2 separate regions of the Homo sapiens genome follow, and region 2 is linked to region 1. A link is an interaction called in ENCODE POLR2A ChIA-PET data of the cell type or tissue named here. Cell type or tissue: PC-9. All regions are shown on one strand. Each heading gives the region's core, and the rest is flanking DNA. Links, peaks and the distances in the headings are about the cores only.

What was found. ChIA-PET counts read pairs that join two places held together with the same protein. Peaks named below come from ENCODE experiments on the same cell type or tissue, not always from the same donor. Only the 100,000 strongest peaks of a DNase experiment are listed, where the experiment ranks them.
Region 2: POLR2A ChIA-PET joins it to region 1 with 5 read pairs; 1 of 35 experiments calls an interaction of 5 or more read pairs at or near these places.

Annotation. Positions count from the first base shown.
Region 1 is chr16:67,719,695-67,727,915 of GRCh38, reverse strand. RANBP10 (RAN binding protein 10) reads left to right here. Exons shown (of 14, transcript NM_020850.3): 12 at 20-165; 13 at 478-589; 14 at 1,358-4,846. The coding sequence ends at 1,488. Among named protein-coding and RNA genes, the nearest start is that of GFOD2, 4.5 kb to the right of the region's middle. In PC-9, for the core only: no CTCF peak of the experiment used is centred there; a DNase peak (open chromatin) is centred at 4,475.
Region 2 is chr16:68,561,875-68,570,095 of GRCh38, reverse strand. ZFP90 (ZFP90 zinc finger protein) reads right to left here. Exons shown (of 5, transcript NM_001305203.2): 5 at 2,965-7,052. The coding sequence ends at 5,398. Among named protein-coding and RNA genes, the nearest start is that of ZFP90, 27 kb to the right of the region's middle. In PC-9, for the core only: no CTCF peak of the experiment used is centred there; no DNase peak of the experiment used is centred there; H3K4me3 peaks cover 403 bases.

The DNA of each region.
Region 1 (8,221 bases), core at 1,694-6,693:
CACTGGGTTCTGGATGCAGATGACAGGCATCCTCGGCGGCAGCTCTGCGGGGGCAACCAGGCTGCCACAGAAAGGATCATTCTGTTTGGCCGCGAGTTGCAGGCATTGAGTGAGCAGTTGGGCCGGGAGTACGGCAAGAATTTGGCCCACACAGAGATGCTGCAGGTACAGGATGAGCCGGGCCTCATGCAGAGCAGGCCCCATTTGGTGTTGGGGGCAGGGTGGCTCTGGGAGAGTCCAGGGGGCAGCAGGAAAGAGTGGGCTCCAGCCAGGTCTGCAGAGGGAAGTGGGGCATCTGGGCCCACTGGACATGTGCCCTCCACACCTAGGCTCTGGGGAGAGTACAGCCCTGCCCGACCCTACACCCCACATTCCAGGCTGGGCATCATGCAGGGCCCTGTCTCCCTCTGGAGCCACGGGTAGCAGGGTGAGCTATGGTGTGTGCCACAGTCCTCTCAAGAATGCCCTGTCCTGTAGGATGCCTTCAGCCTGCTGGCATACTCAGACCCCTGGAGCTGCCCAGTTGGCCAGCAGCTTGACCCCATCCAGAGGGAACCTGTGTGTGCTGCCCTCAACAGCGCCATTTTAGGTGAGTGAATCTATTTATTATTATTATTAGAGACAGAGTCTGCTCTGTAGCCCAAGCTGGAGTGCAGTGGCACAATCTTGGCTCACAGCAATCTCCACCTCTGCCTCCTGGGTTTAAGCAATTTTCGTGCCTCAGCCTCCTGAGTAGCTGGGACTAAGGTGCGTGCCACCACGCCTGGCTAGTTGTTGTATTTTTAGTAGAGACGGGTTTTGCCATGTTGGCCAGGTTGGTCTCGAACTCCTGGCCTCAGGTGATCTGCCCGCCTTAGCCTCCCAAAGTGCTGGGATTACAGGTGTGAGCCACCATGCCTGGCCTAGGTGAGTGGATCTAACAAAAACAGAAGCTAGCCCATAGCTACCTGGGTGGTTCCCAACCCCCACCCCAATTGGCCCCAGAAAGAGCTGATGTTTATCCACACTGGGGCAGCAAGCTCTGTACAGGCCCTCTCTGGTGACTCATAGGACTCCTGGGCTCCCATGGTTGAACCTAAACCTTGACCTCTGTCTGCCCAGCTGAGTTCATGATGGGTCCTAGGCCATGGCAGTAGGCCCAGGCCAGCCCAGCGCTCTACATGGGGCTAAGGTCCTCAGGTTCCTGGCATGACTTCAGGGCCATGGCCTGGTGGCTGGGACACACTTACACAGAGGTACTGAACACTCTGTTCCAAGAGAATCTGTCCACTGCCCCCTCCTTCCACCCCCAAGGGAACTTTGACCTGGGCCCAAGCCCTGGGCAGGCCAGTGACCAGGCCTTGTCTTTCCTCCACAGAGTCCCAGAACCTGCCAAAGCAGCCCCCTCTGATGCTCGCCCTGGGCCAGGCATCTGAGTGTCTCCGGCTCATGGCCCGAGCAGGCCTGGGTTCTTGCTCCTTTGCCAGAGTTGATGACTACTTGCACTAGCTGACTGTGCTGGCTGGCTCTGGCTGGCCCTCCACTGGCCCCAGGGCTGGAGCTGCCCTGCCCTCCATAGGCAACTGGTGCAGGGACTGGGAAACCATAGACAGAGTCCACTCCTCCTGCCTGGCCTTTCCCCCTCTCCCTTTCCTTCCTTCCTTCCTTTCTCTGCCCACCACCCCGCTCAGTCTCTCTCTCTCTCCCCTTCACGTGCAGCGGCCTGTAACACAGTATTGGCTGGTTACTCTCATGTAGCGCCTTCTATTTTGAAAGGGGGGTTTTGTTTTGAGGAGGGGTTGGGGTTTTTAAATTTTTTTCTCCTGACTGAGCCACCAGTATTTATCTCTGGAGAGTTTGTGCTGAGCTGGTTTCTGCTAATTTAGTGATGAAGCCTATCCAAGTTGGTGATAGCTTATTATTTTCATAAGTAAAAAACAAATGAGATTATATATATATATATAAAAATATATATATTAAAAAAAAAGACAGTATTTATCGTAGCATTAGTGGTCCAGCACCTCTTGGGTGAGGCTGTCCAGGCACCATGTTTTCTTTGAGTCCAACTCATTAAAAAAGAAGAATCTCTGTCACCTCAGCCAAGTGATTTATTTTTTGCTCCCCCTTTTTTGAGTCACAGGCCGAGCTGCAGCCTAGGAAACCCAAATAGGGTTTGGTGGGCCACTTAGTGGGCATGGTTACATTGGTTTATAGCATCCCAAGAACTGTAGATCCCTAGGCCCCTGAGAGCTGGACAGAGCAGAGAACTACAGGGCCAAGGGTCCAGAGAAGTGATAACTTGGCCCAGGGCCACACAGCAGAGGTAGAGGGTCCTTGGCCAGCACACTATCTACCACTCTACCCCACCTCCCACTGCCTGCCTTGCTCCCCTTTCCTCCCTTTTCAATACCCTATCTTCCCTTGTTGTTAAGATGGCCAAATAATACATTTACTCTAAATTGATTGCCTGGAAACTACCTGCCTTCGTCCTGAGAGCTTCTGTGTGTCAGGCTGCTGGAAAGAAGACTCCATTCCCAGGACAGAGGCCCTTGAGTACAGGGGCTGCTTTCTTCCTGCCTAGATCTTCACCATCTCTGCACAGCTCTGAGAGAATGGATGCTTTCTGTTGAGAAACCAGTACCTTGTGGAGGCAGGTTCTTGGGCTGCTACTCCAGGGAGTGGATGGAATCCTTGGTCCCCTAGGCCAGACTTCACTGCCACTGTGCCAGACAGCTCCCTGCAGCTGGGCCCTAGCCACTCTTAGGAAAGACTATTGGGAGTATTTGCTGGCCAGAGAATGGGACTCTATCAGCTTTACACATGTCCCACCAGCTGTTTCAGATAGATCCTTACAGCTGGCAGAGTAAAAGTGGTCCCGCTACCATTGGGGAATCAGGAAAGGAAAGACTGAGATGGTTGCCAGGACTTGGGGTGGCCCACCTGTGGAGAGGACTGGCTGCCCTGGAGGAGGAAAGGGAGGAAGTCTACACAGAGGAGCACCAGGACGGCTGGAATTTCCATATGTGCTTCACATTGTGAGGGGAGTGCACAAGCCGCCCATGCAAAGAGTAGGGTCAGCCATGGCAAGGCCGGAAGTTGAACTTTCAGTCCCTGCCTGAATCTGGGCTTTGCAAGCTCCTGCTCCATATTGGTGGACATGGGAATGGTTGGTGTGGCCTGAGATACCCATTGCTCACCAGGCCTCACTGGGCCCACAGCTGGGCAACAAGAAAAATGTTTGAATTGGACCAACTGCTGGTGATGGGGCCAGGGCCCTGGGCCCTGTGCTGTCAGAATTCTGCCTTGGGAAATGATCCTATAGCTGCTGCTTTTTCTTGGTCCTTGGGGCTGGCAGACCCATAGACCATGGCCTGTTAGGAGGCGTCCTGTCTGTAAAGGAAATTCATCTCTTGTGACAGCCTGGGGCTACCTAGCTCCCAAACCCAGAAGTTGGAGACATCAGGCTGTTTAAATGATCATAGCCTAGCAGGATTGGATTAAAACCACAGGCTTTTGCAGCTGGAATGGGGTTCAGTGAACATCTCCCCCATTCCTCTCTTGCTACAAATAAGGAAACAGGCCCAGGAGATTAAGTGACTTGGCTAAAGTCACATAGCAAATTAGTAGCAGAGCCGGGACTATCCCTTATCCCTGTGGGTTGGGCAACACTATTTAGTCCTGAAACCGAATGGCAGATAAACCCCATGAGGGGTCAGGCTGATGTGCCCTCCAGCAGTATCTGAGAAGCTGCTACCTTCAGGGGTGTGTCAGGGATGAGGACGGGTGCCTGAGCTTAGGTTGTGGAGTGGCTGAGAGGGCCCAGGAGGGCTCGGGACAGCTGTGTGCTGCATGGGGTTGGGTGTCTGCCTGGCTCGCACTTGGTACCCATGGCCACCTCCCCATTTTCTGTGCCTTATCTCACTGTTTCAGCTGAGTCCAAGTTGTTTACTCTGTTCCTCTCCAGAGGGGCTCTCTGTCCCAGTTGGGCAGCTCACCTTTGGGACATAAGCCTTTGCCCCACAAGCTGTGGAGAGGGCCAAAACCAAGCTGCTTGAGCCCACTCTCTTGCTGAGAGTCCAGGCCTGCCTGCCTGCCAGCCAGAGGTGCCCCTTATGCACATCCAGTCCTACCAGCCTGCTTCCAGGAGCCTAGAGTGGGAAAGGCACCTGGGGGAGCCCTGGTGAAGGGCTGGACCTGACCCATGGAGGCAGGAGGAAGACCTGGCTTTCTTGGTTTGTCCGGCCCTGGGGAGCAGCCTTCCCTACTCACTTTCCCCTTGCGGCACCAAATGGTCACTCCTTCCAGAGCAAAAACTGGCACTCATAGCAAGCCAGAACCCCCATCCCCATCCTCATGGGTCTGTGGCTGGGTGCAGGCCATCAAAATGGACACCACGAGACAGAAGTGGGGACTGCCTGGCCACCTAGCGCCTTCCCACTCCTTAAGCAAGCACAAAGAAGATGAGGCAGAGAATTGTCAGAGCTGAAAGTTCCTTTGGTTGCTCACAACTCAGGTATGCACCCATGTGGCAGCCAGGCAGCGGAGCCCTACTAGACTGCCAGTCTCATGCACCCAGACCTGTGGCCAGATTGTGGCCTCTGGCTGCCTCAGGCATTTTCCTCTTTGCATTGGGTTTTCCTGCATTAGTAACTACAGCTGCAACAGACATCCTCCACATTGTGCACACTGGTTTTGCCTTTGTCCTCAAGAGTTGATACTTGGCATTAGCATGAAACTTGTGGGTGTGGGAGGATGGAGAGAGAACTCTAACACAAAACATCTTATTAAAATTGTACTTGAGAGACAAAAAAAAAACTCTGTTGTATTTTGACAGAATTATTTTTATTAAAATACACATCCATGAGCAGTCATGTGTGTCTGGTCTCTGTTTTGAGTCTTACTGAGGTTGGCACCCCTTCTGTGACACATCCTGTCCTAAAGGATTTGGGCCCTTCCCAGCCTCTCAAGTGCCCAGGCCCTCAGGTGCCTTCTTCAAGGACCTTTGAAACTGTGTATTTGTAAGACCCCAAAGAGGACAGGTACTTAAACCTCAGTTCTCTCTTGAAACGGCTTTCTTCTTATACAAGGAAAAAGTAGCAAATTCAACTAAAGAGCCTGGGCACAGTGGCTCACGCCTATAATCTCAGCACGTTGGGAGGCTGAGGCAGGTGGATCCCTTGAGCTCAGGAGTTCGAGAACAGCCTGGGCAACATGGCAAAACCCCATCTCTACAAAAAATACAAAAATTAGCTGGGCATGGGGGCGCATTCCTGTGGTCCCAGCTATTCAGGAGGCTGAGGTGGGAGGATCACTCGAGCCCAGGAGGTCAAGGCTGCAGTGAGTTGAGATCATACCACTGCACTCCGGTCTGGGTGACAGAGTGAGACCCTGTCTCAAAAAAAAAAAAAAAAAAAATTCAACTAAATAAAGGTGGGCCACAGGAACTTTTCCCCACAAAAATAAGGTATTAAGAATACATTTCAGAGCCAGGTGCAGTGGCTCACCCTGTAATCCCAGCACTTTGGGAGGCCAAGGCAGGCAGATCACCTGAGGTCAGGAGTTTGAGACCAGCCTAGCCAACATGGTGAAACCCCGTCTCTACTAAAAGTACAAAAATTAGCCAGGCGTGGTGGCGGGCGCCTGTAATCCCAGCTACTAGGGAGGCTGAGGCAGGAGAATCGCTTGAACCTGGGAGGCAGAGATTTCAGTGAGCCAAGATCACACCATTGCACTCCAACCTGGGTGACGAGTGAAACTCCATCTCAAAAACAACAACAACAACAACAAAAACATTCCAGGGCCAGGTGCATTGGCTCACGCCTGTAATCCCAGCACTTTGGGAGGCCAAGGCAAGAGGATCGCTTGACCCCAGGAATTCGAGGCCAATCTGGGCAACATAGACCCTGCCTCTACAAAAAATAGAAAAAATTAGCTGGACATGTTGGTGTCTGCCTGTGGTTCCAGCTTCTCAGGAGGCTGAGGCTGGAGGATTGCTTGAGCCTGGGTGGTTGAGGTTGCAGTGAGCCATGATTGCGCCACTGCACTCCAGCCTGGATGACAGAGCAAGGCCCTGCCTAAAAAAATAAAAAATAAAATTCCAAATATGCTCGCCTCAAATACTGCACAGTCAGAAAGTTTTCTGGGGGTACCTCTTTTGAGAGTTTGTTTTTGGGTTTTTTTTTTTTTTTTTTTTTTTTGAGACAAAGTCTTGCTCTCTCTCCCAGGCTGGAGTGCAGTAGCATGATTATGGCTCACTGCTACCTCAACCTCCCAGGCTCAAGTGATCCTCCCACCTCAGCCTCCCAAGTTGCTAAAACTACAGGTATGTGTCACCATGCCTGGCTAAGTTTTGTATATTTTATAGAGAAGTTTCACCATGTTGGCCAGGCTGGTCTCGAACTCCTGGTCTCAAGCAATCCTCCTGCCTTGGCCTCCCAAAGTACTAGGATTACAGGCGTGAGCCACGGCACCCAGCCTGACGGGTATTGAAATTAGCTTCCTGTCTCTTGCCTGAGGAGCAAGAGCTTGTTTCAAAATCCTCGCACCGTTTACTGTGTTAACATGGAAAGTTAACCTCTTTCTCCGAGACTGTTTCCCCATCCTTAAAACATGGTAAATCCTTCTGCCCCGTGGAGGTAGAGGATTATGGCAGATATACAGCAGTGTTTGGCACACAGGGATACACACAGTACACATGAGCATCCTTCCTCCATGAGGATGCCCAGTGGTGTGACTGGCCCACTCCTGCCTGCCCTGTCCCCGAGGCACCAGGGTTTTATGCAGAGGAGGGATACGGTAGATCATGCTGGTGTCCACCTGAAGGTGGTACTGGAGACAAATTGGAGCAAAAGAACCCAGGTAGGAGGCTGCAAAGAGGGCAGGTTTGAGAAAGATTTAGGAGAGAATTGGAGGTACAAGATGAATAACTGAATGTGAGGGAAATAGGAGAAGCAAGAGACAAGGCAAATGCAGACTTTGGTTGGGGGTGATGGGATGGATAATAGTACCACAAAATAACACAGAACAGAAGGGGGCAGGCAGTGGCTAAAAGTCACTGGAATTGGGAGGTTTGCCAGTAAATTAGGGGAGGTTTGCCAGTAAAAAAGTCACTGGAATTGGGAGGTGGTCCAGTAAATTAGGAAAACTGTCTTATGGATGTTCACAGTGATCGCCACCAGCTAATTAAAAGCTCAATCCTGTGTTAAAATGTGTTGCTTAACCCTGCACTTTCCAAACTTAAGTTACTACAGACTGTGTCACTCAGCAGAATCTTACAGGACTATTACTCTATAGAATGCTCTTAGGGAAGAGGTAGCATAAAGGGGAAAATATGGGTTTTAGATTAAGCATAAAGTCCTGGTTCTATATAAGTAAAGCCAGAGTAGGCTCATTTCCCCCTAGACTAGTGGTTCTCAACTGGGAATGATTTTGCTCCCAGGGAGACACTTGGCAATGTCTGGAGATATTTTTGGTAGTCACAACTGGGCTTGGGGTGCTACTGGCATCTACTGGGTAGAGCCAGGGATGCTGCCAAACATCCTACAATGCAGACAGCTCCCCCCACCCCTGCCCAACAAAGAATTATCAGGTCCAAAATGTCAATAGTGCCACTGTTGAGAAATCCTACTCAAGAAGAGTGGAACTCCGAACAATGACTAAGAAACAGATCAAACAGGCACATTTTGACTCTGCCTTCCTTCTGCCTGGCTCTAGAGGATCCAGGAGAGAAAGGATAAAATCCCATCAGAAGAGGGGGGGTTTAGGGGTTACAACTTCTCATCACTTTGGAAGCCTTCCATGCTCCTCACAGAGGTGGTAGGAGTCCTGTCTCCGCTCAAAGCAGGGATAGCTCTGCTGCTAGTTAGCATATCTCAGTAGGAACTGCCTCACGCTTAGGTCAGCTGACATATTCTGTCACCACAGGCTGCTCTGGAATGATGGCTGGGAGATCATCCTAATGCCAGCTGAGTGGGGATCTTGATACTCAGCAGGAGGGTCAGACAAGCAGGGACGGGGGCTCCCCATGCAGATACAAACCCCAATCACATTTCCTACACAGGCAGTTTTATTCTAAGGTCTAACGGCTTCCTTACTCTAGCGGATAGTTTGCTATTTGGTGGGGCATAGGCTTCAGTAAAGAGGCCAAGGGGACTGAGGTTACAGTCTTGAAGAGCACTGATATTTAAGGAACAATCAAAAAACATCCAGAGGAAGAGGAGCCCAGACAGGCACCTGAGAAAAC
Region 2 (8,221 bases), core at 2,095-7,094, 840 kb before region 1:
GGTAGGTAGGGAGAGGGGGATATAGCACACACACACACACACACGTATACACACACACATATAATTTGAGATGAGAAAAATACATGTTACTATGCTAATGGGAAAGATCCAGTAGACGAAAAAAAAAATAAATGCAGGAAAGAGAACAACTGTAGGAATTATGCCCTAGTTTAAGGATGGGATCTAATACACTAGAGGACGACTTGATCTTAGGTAAGAGAACAAAGTGTCAACCATAGCAACAGAAAGAATGCAAGAATAAGATGCACAGAGAAGAGGAATTATCTTCTGATTCCTTTTTTAAAAAAATTATTTTTTTGAGACCACGTTATGAGACTCATTTTTTTTTGCATTTTTGGTAGAAACAGAGTTTTGCCATGTTGCCCAGACTGGTCTCGAACTCCTGGGCTCAAGAAATTCGCCCACCCAGCCTCCCAAAGTGTTGAGATTAAAAGTGTGAGTCACTGCACCTGGCCTCTTCTGATTCCTTTTCTTGTTCTCAGTTAACTAGGAAATAAGGTCACCAGCTGAGTGAGGACTGGGCGAAGTGCTGCAGAGGTTAAAGAGAGAAGTCATAAAATAGCAACTTAAAAGAGTGGGACAATGACTGGATAGGAAAACAAATGCTGGAGGATAGCATACAAGAAAAGTGGGACTAATCAGCTGGGCGCACTGGCTCACGCCTGTAATCCCAGCACTTTGGGAGGCCGACACAGGCAGATCATGAGGTCAGGAGTTCAAGACTAGCCTGACCAACATGGTGAAACCCCATCTCTACTAAAAATACAAAAAATAGCTGGGCATGGTGGTACGTGCCTGTAGTCCCAGCTACTCAGGAGGCTGAGGCAGGAGAATTGCTTCAACCTGGTAGGCGGAAGTTGCAGTGAGTTGAGATCATGCCACTGCACTCCAGCTTGGGTGACAGAGTGAGACTCCATCTCAAAAAAAAAAAAAAAAAAGTGGGACTAATTGTCATAGTTGTTTTTCTTCAGCCACATTTAGCTGGATGGATATAGGAGTGGAATAGGCAGCTCTAGGCTCTTCTTTATTGTTTCGCCAGATGCTCTGGTTCCTTCATTTAAAAACTGTATGTTAAATTATAAGAATATGCCATGATTGACTGGGCACAGTGGCTCACACCTGTAATCCCAGCACTTTGGGAGGCCAAGGAAATGGATCACTTGAGGCCAGGAGTTCGAAACCAGCCTGGCCAACATAGCGAAAACTCATCTCTACTAAAAATACAAAAATTAGTCGGGTGTGGTGGTGCACACCTGTGGTCCCAGCTACTTGGGATGCTGAAACATGAGAATCACTTGAACCTGGGAGGTGGAGGCTGCAGTGAGCTGAGATCGTACTGCTGCACTCCAGCCTGGGTGACAAGGCAAGACCCTGTCTCAAAAAGAATATGCCATGACTTATTGTTAACCTATTCACTTCCCAGTATTTCTGTTGTGTTCATATTTTTACTCTTTAAAACACTGCCTCAATAAACATCTTTGTGTGTGTCTCTTTTCCTCACAAGGGAGAATTTCTAGTCTAGGATATGTATCTCCTAGTGGTATTGCTGAGACATGAGATATGCTTAGCTTTGATTTTACTGGATATTGCCAAATTACTCCCCAAAATAATTATACCAAGTTACCCTCTTGCCAGCAGTGTATAAAAGTTCTAATTCCCCTCTGCCAGATTTCTCAATTTTTGCCAGCCTAATTGGTAGGAAACAGTATTACATTGTTTTATTTTGCAATATTCTGACTTCAAGATTGAGCATCTTTTCATTTACCTACCAGTCTTCTTTGTCTAGCAATCAATCTCCACTCAATTGCTCACTTAAAACACTATATCACTATATTAAGTATCTACCATATGCCTGGCATTAATTAGCAGGGTAATAAAAAGAGCTATCAAAACAGACATGGACTCTTGCCTTCCTGGAACTCACCATCTAGTGTAGGAAAAAGAAAACCAAATAATCACAAATACAAACTGTGGTAACATGGAGGACATTAACAGTAATCCATGAAAATTTTTAAAAGGGAGACCAATGTAATTGAAATAGGAGAGTCAGCAAAACCTTTCCTGAAGCACCATTTGCATTTTAACAGATGAGTAGGAATTAACCACCTTAGTATTTTTAAAAAGTGCTCAATCTTGAAGTCAGAATACTGCAAAGTGAAAAGCCTACTGCAGCTATTAAAAAAACCAAGCATCACCACCATCAATATGCCTAAAAGTGCAGAAGTCTTTTCTCATCTTCCATGGAGGTGCGCTAGATGCTCTGGCAGGTAAAAGTATATCATACATATTTTAGGTTTCTTTAATGCAAGCAACAAACATAAAAAATTAGCTTGAGCAAAAAGGAGAAACTGTTGGACTGATGGGGAGCTTCCTGAATCCCAAGGAGAGCTTCAGAAATTGAGCCAGGTCTAAGGACATCAGGAAATAGAAACAAGAACACCATCATGTCAACCTTGTCCTCTCCTACTTCCCATCTCTGGTAAGAAATCAGGTTCCAGGAAGCTCTAGGCCTTTATCTTTTGGCCTAGCAACACAAAAGCCCAAAGTAGGGCTCCTTCCAGCTCTACTTGGAAAAAATTCTGGCAAAGGACTCTGATTAGCTGAACTAGGTCTCATGCCTGCCCCTAAAACTATCAGTGAGCCCCAGGGACATCCTGATTTAGGTTCCTACAGTCAATACAATCAGATTGTTGCAAGAGGAAAAGGGGGAAAATGCTGGGCAAAGACAAGAACTACCACCACACCGCTAACCAGAAGTTATAAGGATTGAATGACAGATGTGAAACACCTAGCACAATGTCTTTAAAGTAGTAAGCATTCAATAAATGGTAGCTATTAACTCACCTGGCTGTGATGAGTTTAGCAGTTAATTCCTCCCTCTTGGTGCACCACTCTTTAATCTTAGCCAAGTTCTGAAAATTGAAAACGACAAACTGACTCCCATTCAACTCAGAAGGCTATTTATTGAAAGAATACAATGATGTTACAAGGATGCATTTCACGTAGCCCTAAAAGGCTGGGTATCCATAAGTGCATGGTTCATGGCTGTTGGGACTAAGAAAGCCTTCTGGTCAATGAGCCACACATATGTCCTGGGCTCCCTCCCTGTCAATGAAGATGTGCTGAGTTTCAGAGTGGTGGCTGGATCTAGGCCAAGCACCAAACACAAACCAGTACTCTCCTTTGGGTCTTCTGGAACTAAGGTTTTATAAACTTCCGTAACAGTGGGGGCAGCACTCAGTTGGTTACAATTCATGCCATTCCTGAAAGTAGTCCACTATGGGGATCCCCAAACAACCAGTAGCATAATGAGTTCCTGACAGGCATCCTAGCCAATCAGTAGGGAGGGTCTGAGTAGAATTACCCATTGTCAAACTATGTATCAGATAATAGAAGCACAGCCTTGGCATTGTGTGTGAGCTAATCATGGTGCACCATAAACAAGGTGTTTTGGATGGTCAGCATCTCAGAAGGGCAGATCTGCCATTGAATATTCCATTTTGCATCACAGAGGAGAGACTAATTGAGCTACACATATTACATTTCAGCCCCCATGCACAATTTTTTCCCTGCAAAGAATGAAGAATACTTGGGTGCTGCTGCATGCCATCCATGATGAGAGAAAGGCAATGAATCCTGCTATGTGGCATGCAAAGAATCCAGTAGGAAAGGTTCACCATCAATACGACCAATATCTTGCCCCATGATTCATATTTAGGGCTGGGAAAATTTATCTATCTTTGGGAGGCAGCTCTTGTGTAAAAGGAATCAATGTCCAGTTGTGCCCAAATTGGTCTGCATGGTCAATGTCAACACACCAACAAAGGTTCTGGAAGTTCCTTTAGGATAGCCCATGGGAGTCATTAGGGGATGGAGCAGGCCACTGAAGCTTAGCTGATGCTTTACTAATAGAAAAGCATTATACAACTAAAATAAATTGATGTGTGTGTGTCTTGCTCTGTTGCTCAGGCTGGAATGCAGTAGTGTGATCTCAGCTCACTGCAGTCTCTGCTCCCGGGTTCCAGTGATCCTCCCACCTCAGCCTCCTGAGTAGCTGGGACTACCACTGCATGCCACCATGCCCAGCTAATTTTTGGATTTTTTTTTTTTTTTAAAGAGATGGGGTTTCACCATGTTGTCCAGGCTGGTCTTGAACTCCTGGGTTCAAGCAGTCTATCTGCCTTAGCCACCCAAAGTGCTGGGATTACAGGTGTGAGACACCATACCTAGCCAAGTTAATTTTTTTAATGGTGAAATCTTTTCTTTGCACATAAAATGAGCCAGTGCATGTTGCTTCTCTGAGTACAAGGCAAAATTTATGGCAATGGGCAATTAGACTTAACTTTTCTGCAAGAAAATTAACGGGAAAATTCTCCTCTTAGTTTTCTGTTGTTTTCCCATTGATCTGATACTGTAGGCTTAAGAAAGTGCTTTTTCATGGGCATGCCATAAAAAGTACAATAAGGGGACTTAATAGTTCTGTGAAACTGGCATATGTTAGCTGAAAGTATAATTGTAACTGGGAAAAGGGGAAAAAAGTCACTAGTAGTTCAACCATCTACAGTTTCTGTTAAATTGTGGTTTGTAAGCCTCCAAGAAGTTGCTTTAAATAGTTTGTGATAAATTTGCATACATTTTGCTCCCACTTATACTTTTAAGAATTCTCAAAGTGTCCAACCCATAGGTGCCCATTAAATGTTTGTGTATCTGATACATCTTAAAATTTATTTTAAAGCCCTCTGAGTCCAAAAATAACCTTTTCACTGGCAAGGCCATGGGGCCCCAAATCCAGGAAACCTGCATTTTTAACCCAGCTTTACCCTTATAGGCTGTATCATACTGTGGAAACCACTTCACATCTTTGGCTTTCAGTCTTCATCTGTACAATGAAGTGGTTGGGCTAGTTGATCTAATTCTTTGAATGGTGACTTCCTGGAGTTGGAACTGGTTTCCATGGTGAAGTTAATGTAAGAGCTGCAGTTGAGTGCAGTTGTCAAGCAATTTTTAAAATGGGTTTTGGTCATTACTGCAGGAATTTGCTTTTTAAAAAAGCTGTTGACATTGGGGGTCACAAGTCAAGATGTTGAAACTTGATGATATCCTGCATACATATATTCAAAAGCAAAGTCCAACATACAGGCATATCATCCCCAACCAGCTACATACATGTAGCTGTTTTTACACTAGTCTGTAATCAGATCTGAGAATGTGTCTTTATGTTAAAAAAAAAAAATCTGTCTACTGGCAGTTTTCTCCACACACAACGTATAAACACACACGTAATTCATTACATTCCCAAGCTCTCTAAGAATCCTCTGATCCTGAATCAGAACATTTTAGCTAAAGCATTCTGCAAATTCCTTAATTTCACGGTTCCTAGAGTTTATTTCGAGTATGAATTCTCTGGTGTTTAGTAAGAGCTGAACTTCGGCTGAAGTTTTTCCCACATTCCTTACAAGAATAGGGTTTTTCTCCAGTATGAATTCTCTGATGATCATGCAGGTTGGTTTTTTTTCGGAAGGCTCTCCCACATTCATTACATTCATAGGGCTTCTCTCCAGTATGAGTTCTCTCATGCTGAATGAGAGATGAACTTTGACTAAAGGCTTTCCCACAGTCAATACATTCATAGGGTTTCTCTCCAGTGTGGGTTCTCTCATGTTGAGTAAGCGATGAGCGTCGACTAAAGGCTTCTCCACACTCATTACATTCATAGGGTTTCTCTCCAGTATGAATTCTGTGATGCTCTATGAAACTTGTACTCCTTTTGAAAGCTTTCCCACATACATTACATTGATAGGGTTTCTCTCCAGGATGAGAAATAGCTTGCTGACTAAAAGCCTGCTCACAATCATAGGGGTTCTCTGCAGTATGGATCCTCTGATGGTCAGTAAAGTCTGTAATGTGACTAAAGTCTTCCCCACAGTCATTACAATGGTAGGATTTCACTTCGGTAAGAGTGCTTTCATCTTGAGTGAGAGATGTGCTGTGCTTGAAATCTATGCTGTAGTTACTGCTTTGGTAAGGTTTGCCTCTCTTATGAATCCTCATATGTTTATAAAGGGATGGGCTCTGACCAAAAGCCCTCCCACATATGCTACATTCAAAAGGTTTCTCTCCAGTATGAGTCCTCTCATGTTGGACAAGGGAAGAACATCGACTAAAGGCTTTCCCACATTCCTTACACTGGAAGGGCTTCTCTCCACTGTGTGTGACCTCGTGTTGAGTGAGGGATGTGCCATGCCTAAAGGACCTCCCACATAGATTACATCGATAGGGTTTCTCTCCAGTGTGAATTCGCTGGTGTTGAACAAGGGAGGAGCTGCGCTGGAAGGCTTTCCCACAGAGACTACACTGATAGGGTTTCTCTCCGGTATGAGCATTCTCATGCTGACCAAGAGATGAGCTATGCCTGAAGGCCTTTCCACATACATTGCATTCAAAGGGTTTCTCCCCAGTGTGAATTCTCTGATGCTCAGTAAGCTGTGTCTTCCAGAGAAAGGTTTTCCCACAGTCGGTACATTCATGGTGTTTCTTTCCAGGATAAATTCCTTGATCTGTTCCATTAGGGAAAGCTCCCTCTCCTTTATGTGTTTTCTCATGTTTAGTAAGCGATGATCTATGAATAAAGGCTTTTCTACATTTATCACACTTATAGGGTTTCTTTTTTGCAAGAATATTATTCTCATTAAGTAAGTCTGCATTATGTCCCAAATTGCTTCCAAGGGTCTCACATTCACTAGGCCTTATTCTTGCAGGAATGTTCAGTTGTGTAACCAAATTGGTGTTCAATCTAGAATTTTCACCAAATTTATTTTGCTCAAAATTTTCTTGTGGTGTAATTATTTTCTTCTGGGTGGATGCCTCTGATCCCAGATGTCTCTTCCAGTTTTCCTGTTGCCTGTCTAACTGGCTGCTAACATCCCAGGAGTCTTCTAATGTAGCATGTAAGAGATCATGTGTGCAGTGGGATACTTCTGATACATCCTGCTGCAAATGTGATGATTTGACTTCAGGCCTGGTCTTCCAGTCTGAAAGAAATCCAAAGTACAAAAGTCCCCTATTCCTTCCTGTTGAAATACACTGCTAGAGTAGGAATGAAGAAAGACATATAAGTTACATATGACTCTGTTTTGAAATTACTCCTGTATCCTGAGAAGACGACCCAAAATGGAGAAAAGGAAAAGTGAAGAAATGATAGCAAAGACTGCAGATTCAGAGTATGTGGTAAGTCCAGAGAATGAGGAAAGCCCATCTAGGAGGGTTGGTTAGAAAATAAGGAAATAAGTGAGCAGGACTGTGTTAGGCACAGATACAAATGGAACAGGATCACAGCCCATCTTAGGATCCTATATGCTCTCCATGCCTCCTATCCTTTTATAAACCACCACAAAATCTGTCTTCCTAATATATCCATTTCATAATTTCTTTACTGTCAACTCTCAGGTTCCAGGTCTCCAAATGCTGCAGAGAAAATCTGTACCCAGTGATACAACTGAAAAGATTATTTGAAATACTGCATTTTCTCAGTTTGTAAAGTATAACCCTTGGAGATCAAGGAGGTCCTTGATCAGGAGGCAAATCATCTTTGTCTTTACAACTGGTACTGTGGTTTTCATCTATTTGAGCTCCGGTTCTACACTAATTACCTCCTTTGACCAAAAAATTTATTTCAATCTGGCTAATAAATTGATCTTTAAGTCCCTGTTTTTACTTCAGAACACTGATACAAGCAAATTGATTTTTAGGGTTTAAGAACGATAACCTTTAAAAACTAAGGGCAGAGAGCTTTTTGGAGTGATGGAAATGTTCTATGTCAATAGGAATTTGGGTTAGGCAAGTGAATGCATTTGTCAAAACCAACTGGATGGTACATATAAGACTTGTACATTTCACTGCATATAACATTTTCTTTTAAAAACTGAAAAAAATTGAATTCTAGTTAACGACATACATACTAAAAGTGTAGGGGTGAAATGTAATTATGCCTGCAACTTACTTGGAAATGCATCAAAAAGTAAGATGGATTGATAGATGGCTAAAGAAATACATGATAAAGCAAATAAAACACATGTTAACAAAGCAAATAAAATAACATGTTAACAACAACAAATGTGATAATCTTGGTGGTAGGTATGTGGTATTGACTGTAAAATTTTTTTCAACTTTCCTATTTGAAAATGTTCCTAATAAAATGTTG